Regions from separate parts of the Homo sapiens genome. Here all the other regions are linked to region 1. The links are chromatin contacts, found by Hi-C or POLR2A ChIA-PET in ENCODE. All regions are on one chromosome and are shown on one strand. The core of a region is the stretch at or near the end of the contact, and the rest is flanking DNA. Distances in the headings are between cores, read along the strand shown. Region 1 holds the start of HDAC6 (histone deacetylase 6). Region 2 holds the start of GPKOW (G-patch domain and KOW motifs). Region 3 holds the start of CCDC22 (CCC complex scaffolding subunit CCDC22).

Evidence for each region. Hi-C counts contacts between places; a loop is a spot of excess contacts on that map. ChIA-PET counts read pairs that join two places held with the same protein, here RNA polymerase II (POLR2A). Pooled maps may share reads with other maps.
Region 2: a map of endothelial cell of umbilical vein shows a loop between it and region 1 (24-fold over the local background). The contact joins the promoter of GPKOW here to the promoter of HDAC6 in region 1. A Hi-C loop is called at or near these places in 3 of 168 maps with a recorded cell type or tissue (endothelial cell of umbilical vein, gastrocnemius medialis and naive thymus-derived CD4-positive, alpha-beta T cell), 4 of 37 single-sample maps with no recorded cell type and 16 of 50 pooled maps.
Region 3: a map with no recorded cell type shows a loop between it and region 1 (12-fold over the local background). The contact joins the promoter of CCDC22 here to the promoter of HDAC6 in region 1. A Hi-C loop is called at or near these places in 2 of 37 single-sample maps with no recorded cell type and 7 of 50 pooled maps. POLR2A ChIA-PET finds 5 or more read pairs at or near these places in 2 of 52 experiments (AG04450 and PC-3).

The regions. Positions count from the first base shown.
Region 1 is chrX:48,800,769-48,803,468 of GRCh38, reverse strand. HDAC6 (histone deacetylase 6) reads right to left here and starts at 1,402. Exons shown (of 29, transcript NM_006044.4): 1 at 1,327-1,402; 2 at 684-806; 3 at 470-598; 4 at 253-341. The coding sequence starts at 776. RefSeq lists enhancers at 751-830, 1,461-1,974, 1,821-2,090, 2,212-2,700 and a cis regulatory region at 2,551-2,700.
Region 2 is chrX:49,122,387-49,125,086 of GRCh38, reverse strand. GPKOW (G-patch domain and KOW motifs) reads left to right here and starts at 1,352. Exons shown (of 11, transcript NM_015698.6): 1 at 1,352-1,540; 2 at 2,311-2,465; 3 at 2,565-2,689. The coding sequence starts at 1,365. RefSeq lists enhancers at 375-1,028, 1,029-1,682.
Region 3 is chrX:49,234,058-49,236,757 of GRCh38, reverse strand. CCDC22 (CCC complex scaffolding subunit CCDC22) reads right to left here and starts at 1,288. Exons shown (of 17, transcript NM_014008.5): 1 at 1,072-1,288. The coding sequence starts at 1,121. It also overlaps the pseudogene HSPB1P2.

The DNA of each region.
Region 1 (2,700 bases), core at 153-2,652:
ATCAATCCGCTCCTAGAGAAGGACCCCTGTCTGTTGTTTGGTACATTTGTATCACCAACTCTTGGCACACAATAGGCACTCAATAAATGTTTGTTAGCTACATAAAAGAACCCTTTCAAGTGTGAGCCCTACCTCCCCAAATCATCTGCTTCCAGTATCCAGGCTGGGGTAAGAAAAGATTTATTCTTGCTAATGGGCTCTAAGTGTGTGTATTTTTGTGGTTTGGAGACAGCCTGGAGGACCCAGCCTCACCTGTCATCCCAGAGGCAATGGAATTCATTTAACTGCTCATCCAACACCAAGCCAGTGCCAGCCAGTGCTTCAGCCTCAAGGTTCAGATCCTGCAGAGGAAAAAAAAAAGGAGACACAGATCCATTTTAGGCCCTGAGTCAGAGGGAACTGTCCAGGGTGGGGAACCTTTGGGTTTTGATTGTCATACGAGGCTAAACTGCAGCCAGGCCCTGCTCACCATCCCTTGCAGTCCCACGATTAGGTCTTCTTCCATTGCTTGGCCGAGCTTCTTCATTTTGCCTTTCTTCTTTACCTCCGCTAGATTGGGGATAGAGCGGGGAACGGCTCCCTTTTTAATATTTCGCTTCTGTGAATCAGAGAGAAGGGTCAGAGTCCAGGGCATGACCAACTTGCTCCCTCTCCCCCTCATCAGGGCGGGTCTAGGGCCTCACCGAAGTGACACTGGAGTCCTGAGGGGGCGACTGGGGGTTCTGCCTACTTCTTCGCTGCCTGGTTGTGGTGGAATCCTGGCCGGTTGAGGTCATAGTTGAGGAGGCTTGGCCCCTGCCGCGGTTCTGGGGGTGGGGGGAGGAGCGTGGGTATGTGAGGGGGCTAGTGTGCCCTGAGGACCCCACCTCTCTGCCCTTTTCCAGGCTCCGCCCCCTCTATTAGATTCCATTCCTTACGCGATCTGATTCTCCACAGCCTTCCAAACTCCGCCTCTCTCAGGCCTTCTCCCTCCACTCAGGTGGCCATTCTACCCGGCCCCGCCCGGCCCGCTAGACTCCACCCCTTTTACACGATTCTCTTTCCCTGGTCTTGCCCTTTCACGGAGCAATGAGCCCCCGGGCTCACACAGTCCGTCTTAGGGCCTGCCCTTTCCAACCAATCACCGCCCCTTCTACTCTCCTAAGCCCCATTCCCAGACCCTCTAAGCCCAGCCCAGACCCCATTCCTTCACGAACCTGCCCTTTCGGCCTATCTCCCGGGATAATCACCCACCCTTTCACTCAGCCGGCCCCGGCCCCGACCCCGGTTTCGACTCCACCCTTAACGATTCACTTAACTCCACCCCTTATCGGGCCGGACCGGTACCTTCCACTCCGCCAGATCCCGCCCCTAGCGTTTCAACCAGCCCCGCTCCTCAGGGGACTGCCCCGTTCCTTCAACCAGCTCCACCCCCTGCCCAGACCCGACCGCTAACGTTTCGCTAACCCTCTTCAGCCAGTCCCTAGCCGCCTTCGGTCGGCCTCCGCCCCCTTCCCGCCTCCGCCGTCGACGCGCTGTACTCACCGCTCCACTCATTGGACGCAGCCCCTTTCTCAAACTCCGCCCTTGGCTCGCTCCACCAAGTTTCTGGCGACCTGTGGGGACGCGAGCGCTCAGGCTTTTCTTTTCCATTGGGCCTCGTCTCTCGACTGCCCGCCCAGATCCCGCCTCCAGAGGGGACCGTGCCTCAAGGCCGCGCCCCTCGCGCGAGCCACACCTCTCGCGAGCTCACAAGCGGCGGGGCGGTGCGTCGGCGTGCTACGCCAGCTGGGCTGAGCCACACCGCGAGCTCACAGGCGACGGGGCGGTGCGTCGGCGTGCTACGCCAGCTGTGCTGCGCCTACGTAAAAGGCAGGCGCCGGCGGTTCCCGACAGGGCTGCGGTGCAAGCTTTTTCTTGCCTCGGCTATCGTCGCTGTCGTCCCGGATGCCATAGCCGCCGCCCCTCCGTCCCTGTCCAGTCACTTAGGAGCCCTTCGGGTCGGCGGTGTCTGGAGAGCAAGCAAGGAAGCGAGGGAATTAGGAAGGGGCATCTTACCTTTTCCCCGCGACTTCCCGCGCGACGCGCCGTGATGACGTAGCGCGGGCGGGCTGGTTGTGGCTGGGCCGAGAGCGAGGTTGCCACTGGACGTTGGTGGTGGCGGCCAAAATAGGCGTGGTGACGATGCTAAATGTGAGGATTTTCCGAGTTAATATTCACTATGGTGGTACACAGGAAACACTGGCCGAATATTAGCTATTAATATTCTGCCGCAATATTCTGAGTGGAAGGAGTCTTAGTGGGGGCAGGGAATGGTAATGATAGCAAGTATTATGTGACAGGCATCGTTGTAAACCACAATTCTATGAGGTAGTTCCCATTATTAAGGCTGCTTTGCAGATAAGGAAACTGAGGTTACGGGACTTAACCATGTGACTTTGGGCAAGTTGCTGAACAGTTCTGTGCTCCGTTTCCTCATCTGGAAAGTTGTGATAATAATAGTGCCCAGGGCCAGAATGGCCTTGAGGATGGGAGTTCTCATGGGCAGCAGCTCTCCCTATCTGCCCCCTCCAACGGGTAACCACTGCTCCCAAGCAGTAATAGAAAGTGTGTGTGCGTCTGGGGAGCTGTCCCTAGGCACCCCCTCTCCCCCGCAACTCCCACTCCATGTCTAAATGTCAGCTCTGCAGGAGGCCGGTTTGTCCTCCTAATCTCCCTGTC
Region 2 (2,700 bases), core at 103-2,602, 320 kb before region 1:
TGTTGGCCAGGCTGGTCTCGAACTACTGGCCTCAAGTGATCCGCCCGCCTCGGCCTCCTAAAGTGCTGGGATTACGGGTATGAGCCTGGCCAATAGGCACTATTTCTTTCTTTCTTTCTTTTTTCTTTTTTAAGACGGAGTCTCGCTCTGTCGCCCAGGCTGGAGTGCAGTGGCAGGATCTCGGCTCACTGCAAACTCTGTCTCCCGGATTCAAGCAATCCTCCTGTCTCAGCCTCCCAAGTAGCTGGGGATACAGGCGCCACCACCACGCCCGGCTAATTTTTGTATTTTTAGTAGAGACAGGGTTTCACCATATGAGTCAGGCTGGTCTCAAAGTCCTGACCTCAGGTGATCCACCAGCCTCGGCCTCCCAAAATGCTGGGATTACAGGCATGAGCCACCACACCCCTCTAATTTTTGTATTTTCAGTAGAGACGGGGTTTTTTATGTCTATTATTTATTTTATGTCTATTATTTATTATTGTACACAACTGACGCTCCATCCCCCCCACCCCCGACCTTTTTCTTTTTTAGAGATGGGGTCTCGCTCTGTCACCCAGGCTGGAATGCAGTGGTGCGATAAGAGCTAAGTGCAGCCTCGAATTCCCAGGCCTCAGGCCATCCTCCTGCCTCAGCCTGCGGAGTAAATGGAACTACAGGTGCGCGCCACCACACCCAGCTGATTATTTCTAAATGATTTACTTCATCAACACTTCCCACATAAGTAGGGCACACATTAGGCGCTCCATAAATACTTGTCAAACGCCTACACGAAGGAAGATTAATGTCTGGCAAGAATGAATCCACCTTCCACCATGCCTACCCCGCTAAAAACTACATTTCCAGCCAGGCGTGGTGGCTCACACCTGTAATCCCAGCACTGTGGGAGGCCGAGGCAGGAGAATCACGAGGTCAGGAAATCGAGACCATCCTGGCTAACACGGTGAAACCCCGTCTCTACTAAAAATACAAAAATTAGCCAGGCGTGGTGGCGCATGCCTTTAGTCTCAGCTACTCGGGAGGCTGAGGCAGGAGAATCGCTTGAACCTGGGAGGCGGAGGTTGCAGTGAGCCGAGATCACGCCACTGCACTCCAGCCTGTGAAACAGAGCGAGACTCCATCTTAAAAAACAAAACAAAACAAACAAAAAAAAAACTACATTTCCCTGGGCGCTTGGCGCGACGCGCTCCCACCACGTTTGAAAGAGCGACAATTACTTCCCACGGCCCCTTACCGCCCCCTCCCGCCGGTGCCACAGTGGTTGATGGGAAGGTAGTTTTTACGCACTTTGGCCGGCCCCTAGCGATCTGAACCCAAACTAAATTTCCCAGCAAGCAGCGCGCCGGCCTGGGAAAAGGAGCAAGATGGCTGACTCCAAAGAGGGTGTTTTGCCGCTGACGGCTGCTTCCACTGCCCCAATTTCATTCGGCTTCACTCGCACGTCCGCACGGAGGCGGCTGGCCGACTCGGGAGACGGCGCGGGGCCATCTCCGGAGGAGAAGGATTTCTTGAAAACCGTGGAAGGGAGGGAGCTGCAGAGGTGACGCGCCGGGTCTTTCACCCCTTGGAAATCTCTGCGGTGGGCGTAAGCGGGAGGGAGGAATCTCAGTTGTTTGTCTTGGTGACAGTGACCTGTTAAGCCTGAAGCACAGCCTGAGTAAATTCGTGGAGGCCAGAAGGCGGGAGTTTATAGGAGGGGGTGAGGAAATTGGGCCTGATAGCTGTGGGAATTGCGAAGAGAGGATGTATTACTGAGAAGAAGTGTCTTTAGGACTTGAAGACACTAAGGTCTGTGCGTTCTGGGAGAAGGAAAGAATGAGAAAATGACAGGACCTGCTAGTGTCTCAACTGAAGGGCTGAGGCGTCCCCGATATGGGGAACGGGATGGAGCGGCAGATTCAGGTTGATGGAGGCCACCATCAGCTTAATGAGGAGAGGAGTGTCTGAGGGGTCTGAGGGAGGGATTTCCAGAAGAGAATCAGGCATCTAGGAAGCTGTTTGGGAACCTGGAGCTGGGGAAGGTCTGGGCTGAAGATAGTGATTTGTGGGCCATTGTAGAAGCCGGTATTGAGTTAAACAGAGAGTGCAGGACTTATTTCTCGAAGGCACTGACATTTATGAGTTGGGGGCACTGGGGAGATAATCCAGAGAATGCACGATCAGAGAGGAACAGGAGATCCAGACATGGAGTAGGGAAGACATGGTCTGTGGGGCTGGGGTGAGTTTGGCTCTTGTGTTTTCTCTGAATGAAGGAGTGTGACCCACTGACCCTGCCATTCTCCCAACCCCACCCCTCTGTGTCCACATCAGTGTGAAGCCCCAGGAGGCCCCCAAGGAACTCGTCATCCCTTTGATCCAGAATGGCCATCGCAGGCAGCCACCAGCCCGGCCCCCTGGGCCATCCACAGATACTGGGGCCTTGGCGGATGGGGTGGTGTCCCAGGCTGTGAAGGAGCTCATTGCGGGTGAGTGATACCCCTTTACCCTTCCCCATTGAAGGAAGAAGAGGAAGAAGGTGGAAGGATAGAGTGGGACTTCATTGCTCCCTCCTATTCTTCCTTTAGAATCCAAGAAGTCTCTGGAAGAGAGAGAGAATGCGGGTGTCGACCCCACGCTCGCTATCCCCATGATCCAGAAAGGATGCACCCCCAGCGGGGAAGGGGCAGACAGCGAACCCCGGGCAGAGACAGTGAGCTGGCC
Region 3 (2,700 bases), core at 39-2,538, 430 kb before region 1:
CATACATATTGAGCTGCTAGAGTTTTGAGAAGACTAGATTTTAGGAGGCTGCTGTTTTCAGAAGTTCCAAATGTCAGGGTCCCTGGGTATCAAGATCCCTGAATATCAAGACCACCTAGTTTCAAGCAATACAAAAATCAGACTCCCTAGATGTTGGCATCCTGGGTTTTTAGGGCCTCTGAACGGAGGAGTCTTCGTGCGTCAGGGTGACCAAATGCTGATGTCAGATTTTAGAATTCTGGGTTTTTTTGGCTGGGCGTGGTGGCTCACACCTGTAATCCCAGCACTTTGGGAGGCGGAGGCGGGCAGATCACTTGAGGTCAGGAGTTGGAGACCAGCCTGACCAACATGGTGAAACCCTGTCTCTGCTAAAAATACAAAAATTAGCCGGGCAAGGTGGCGCACGGCTGTAATACCAGCTACTTGGGAGGCTGAGGCAGGAGAATCACTTGAACCTGGGAGGCGGAGGCTGCAGTGAGCTGAGATCACCCCACTGCACTCCAGCCTAGGCGACAGAGCGAGACTCCATCTCGGAAAAGGAAAAAAAAAAAAAAGAATCCTGGGTTTTTTTAAGCCCCAGGTGTTTGGGGAACTGGAGTTTGAAGGATCCCAAGTATCTGGTCCAGGGATTTTTTGGAGTCCCCGAGTGCCAGGGTCCTGGGGTTTTACGCTCCCTGGTTCTTAGGGCACAGGTGTCTTAGGGTCTCCAGATAACAGGGTCTCAGGGAACTGATGTTAAGATTCCCCAGATTACAGGGTTCCGGGTCTTGAGGTTTCAAGGTTGTAACGTCTCAAGGTGTCTGGGTCCCAGAGCTTTGGGTGTACCAAATATCATGGTTAAAGGATTTGGGAGGCCTCTGATGTCGGTGTCAGGGAGGGCGGTGTGTGTGTGCGTGTGTGTGTGTGTGTGTGTGTGTGTGTGTGTGTGTGTAAGGGGGTGAGGGTCTTAGGATCCTGGAGTTGGAGCCCTGAATGTCAGGATCCCGGGTTTTAAGGTTCCCGGGAAACGGGGTCCTGGGCTTTAGAGTCCCGGATGTGGGCTTCGGGGGTGGGCGGGGGCTCTGTCCTTACGTGCCGGCCTGGCGCAGCGAATGGATGAGGATTCGGTCCGCCTCCTCCATGGTGGAGCCGTGTCGGAGTCGGGGGCTGGGTCCAGGACCGGGTCCGAGAAAGTGGGGAGCAGCTGTAGAAACCCTGCTCCGTGCTCGCGGTCCACAGAGTGTCACGGGTCGTGTGGGGAGAGTTGGAAAGTGTAGTTCTGTGAGCGAGCACGGCGCATGCCGGATGTGAGGCCTGGGGTGAGTGTGCACGGAGGTTGAGCTTGCAATAGCTGCTGGGAACTGTAGTTCTTCCACCTGCAGTCCAGTGGGCTCTTCCAAGGGAAAAAGGAACAACCCGTGTGGTGGGGAGTGGAGGGGCCGGACAGAAAGGGGCTTCCTGACTCATTCGTTTAAGGCGGCATTCATCTTCTAGGCTATAAAAGTGTACACATTAAGGGCAGAATTTTAACACAAAGCGACTACTTCCCTGTGTCTTAGTCTCCTCATCTGTAAAATGGGACTATTGACAGTACCTGCTTTTTAGGATTAAAACAGAATTAATTTATATAAAGCACGTTGTACTATGTGCCTGACACATAAGATAAGAAAGCACTATGTAAGTTATAGTTACTAGTGTCCATGCATTCAATAAATGCTTTAATATGATACACATTTGTACACTCCAAAGAATAATTACACAGCAAATATCTATGTAACCGGCTGGGTGCAGTGGCTCACGCCTGTAATCCCAGCACTTTGGGAGGCCGAGTCGGGTGGATCACCTGAGGTCAGGAGTTCGAGACCAGCCTGGCCAACATGGTGAAACCCCCTCTCTACTAAAATGAGAAAAATTAGCCAGGCATGGTGGCACATGCCTGTAGTCCCAGCTACTCGGGAGGCTTAGGCAGGAGAATCACTTGAACTGGGGAAGCGAAGGTGGCAGTGAGCTGAGATTGCGCCATTACACTCCAGCCTGGGCAACAGAGCGAGACTCCGTCTCTAAATAAATAAATAAAGCAAAAGAAATCTATGTAACCATTTCTTGAACAGCCGACGCGCACCTGCAATCCCAGCAGTTTTGGAGGCCAAGGCGGGAGGATCGCTTGAGGTCAGGAGTTTGAGACCGGCATGGGCAATACAGCAATACACCATCTCTTAAAAAAAAAAAAAAAATTGACACTTGTCCAAGCAGACGTCCCCAGCAGAGCCAGCCAGCATGACCGAGCGCCGCGTCCCCTTCTCGCTCCTGCGGGACCCCAGCTGGGACCCCTTCCGCGACTGGTACCCGCACAGTCGCCTCTTTGACCAGGCCTTCGGGCTGGTCGCAGTGGTTGGGCACCAGCTGCTGGCCCCGCTACGTGCGTCCCCTGCCCCCGCCGCGGTCGAGAGCCCCGCGGTGGCCGCGCCCGCCTACAGCTACGCGCTCAGCCGGCAGCTCAGCGGCGGGGTCTCGGAGAATCGGCCCACAGCGGACCGCTGGCGCGTATCCCTGGACATCAACTACTTCGCCTCCGACGAGCTGACGGTCAAGACCAAGGATGGCATGGTGGAGATCACCAGCAAGCACGAGGAGCGGCAGGACGAGCATGGCTACATCTCCCGATGCTTCACCCGGAAATACACGCTGCCCCCCGGTGTGGACCCCACCAAGGTCTCCTCC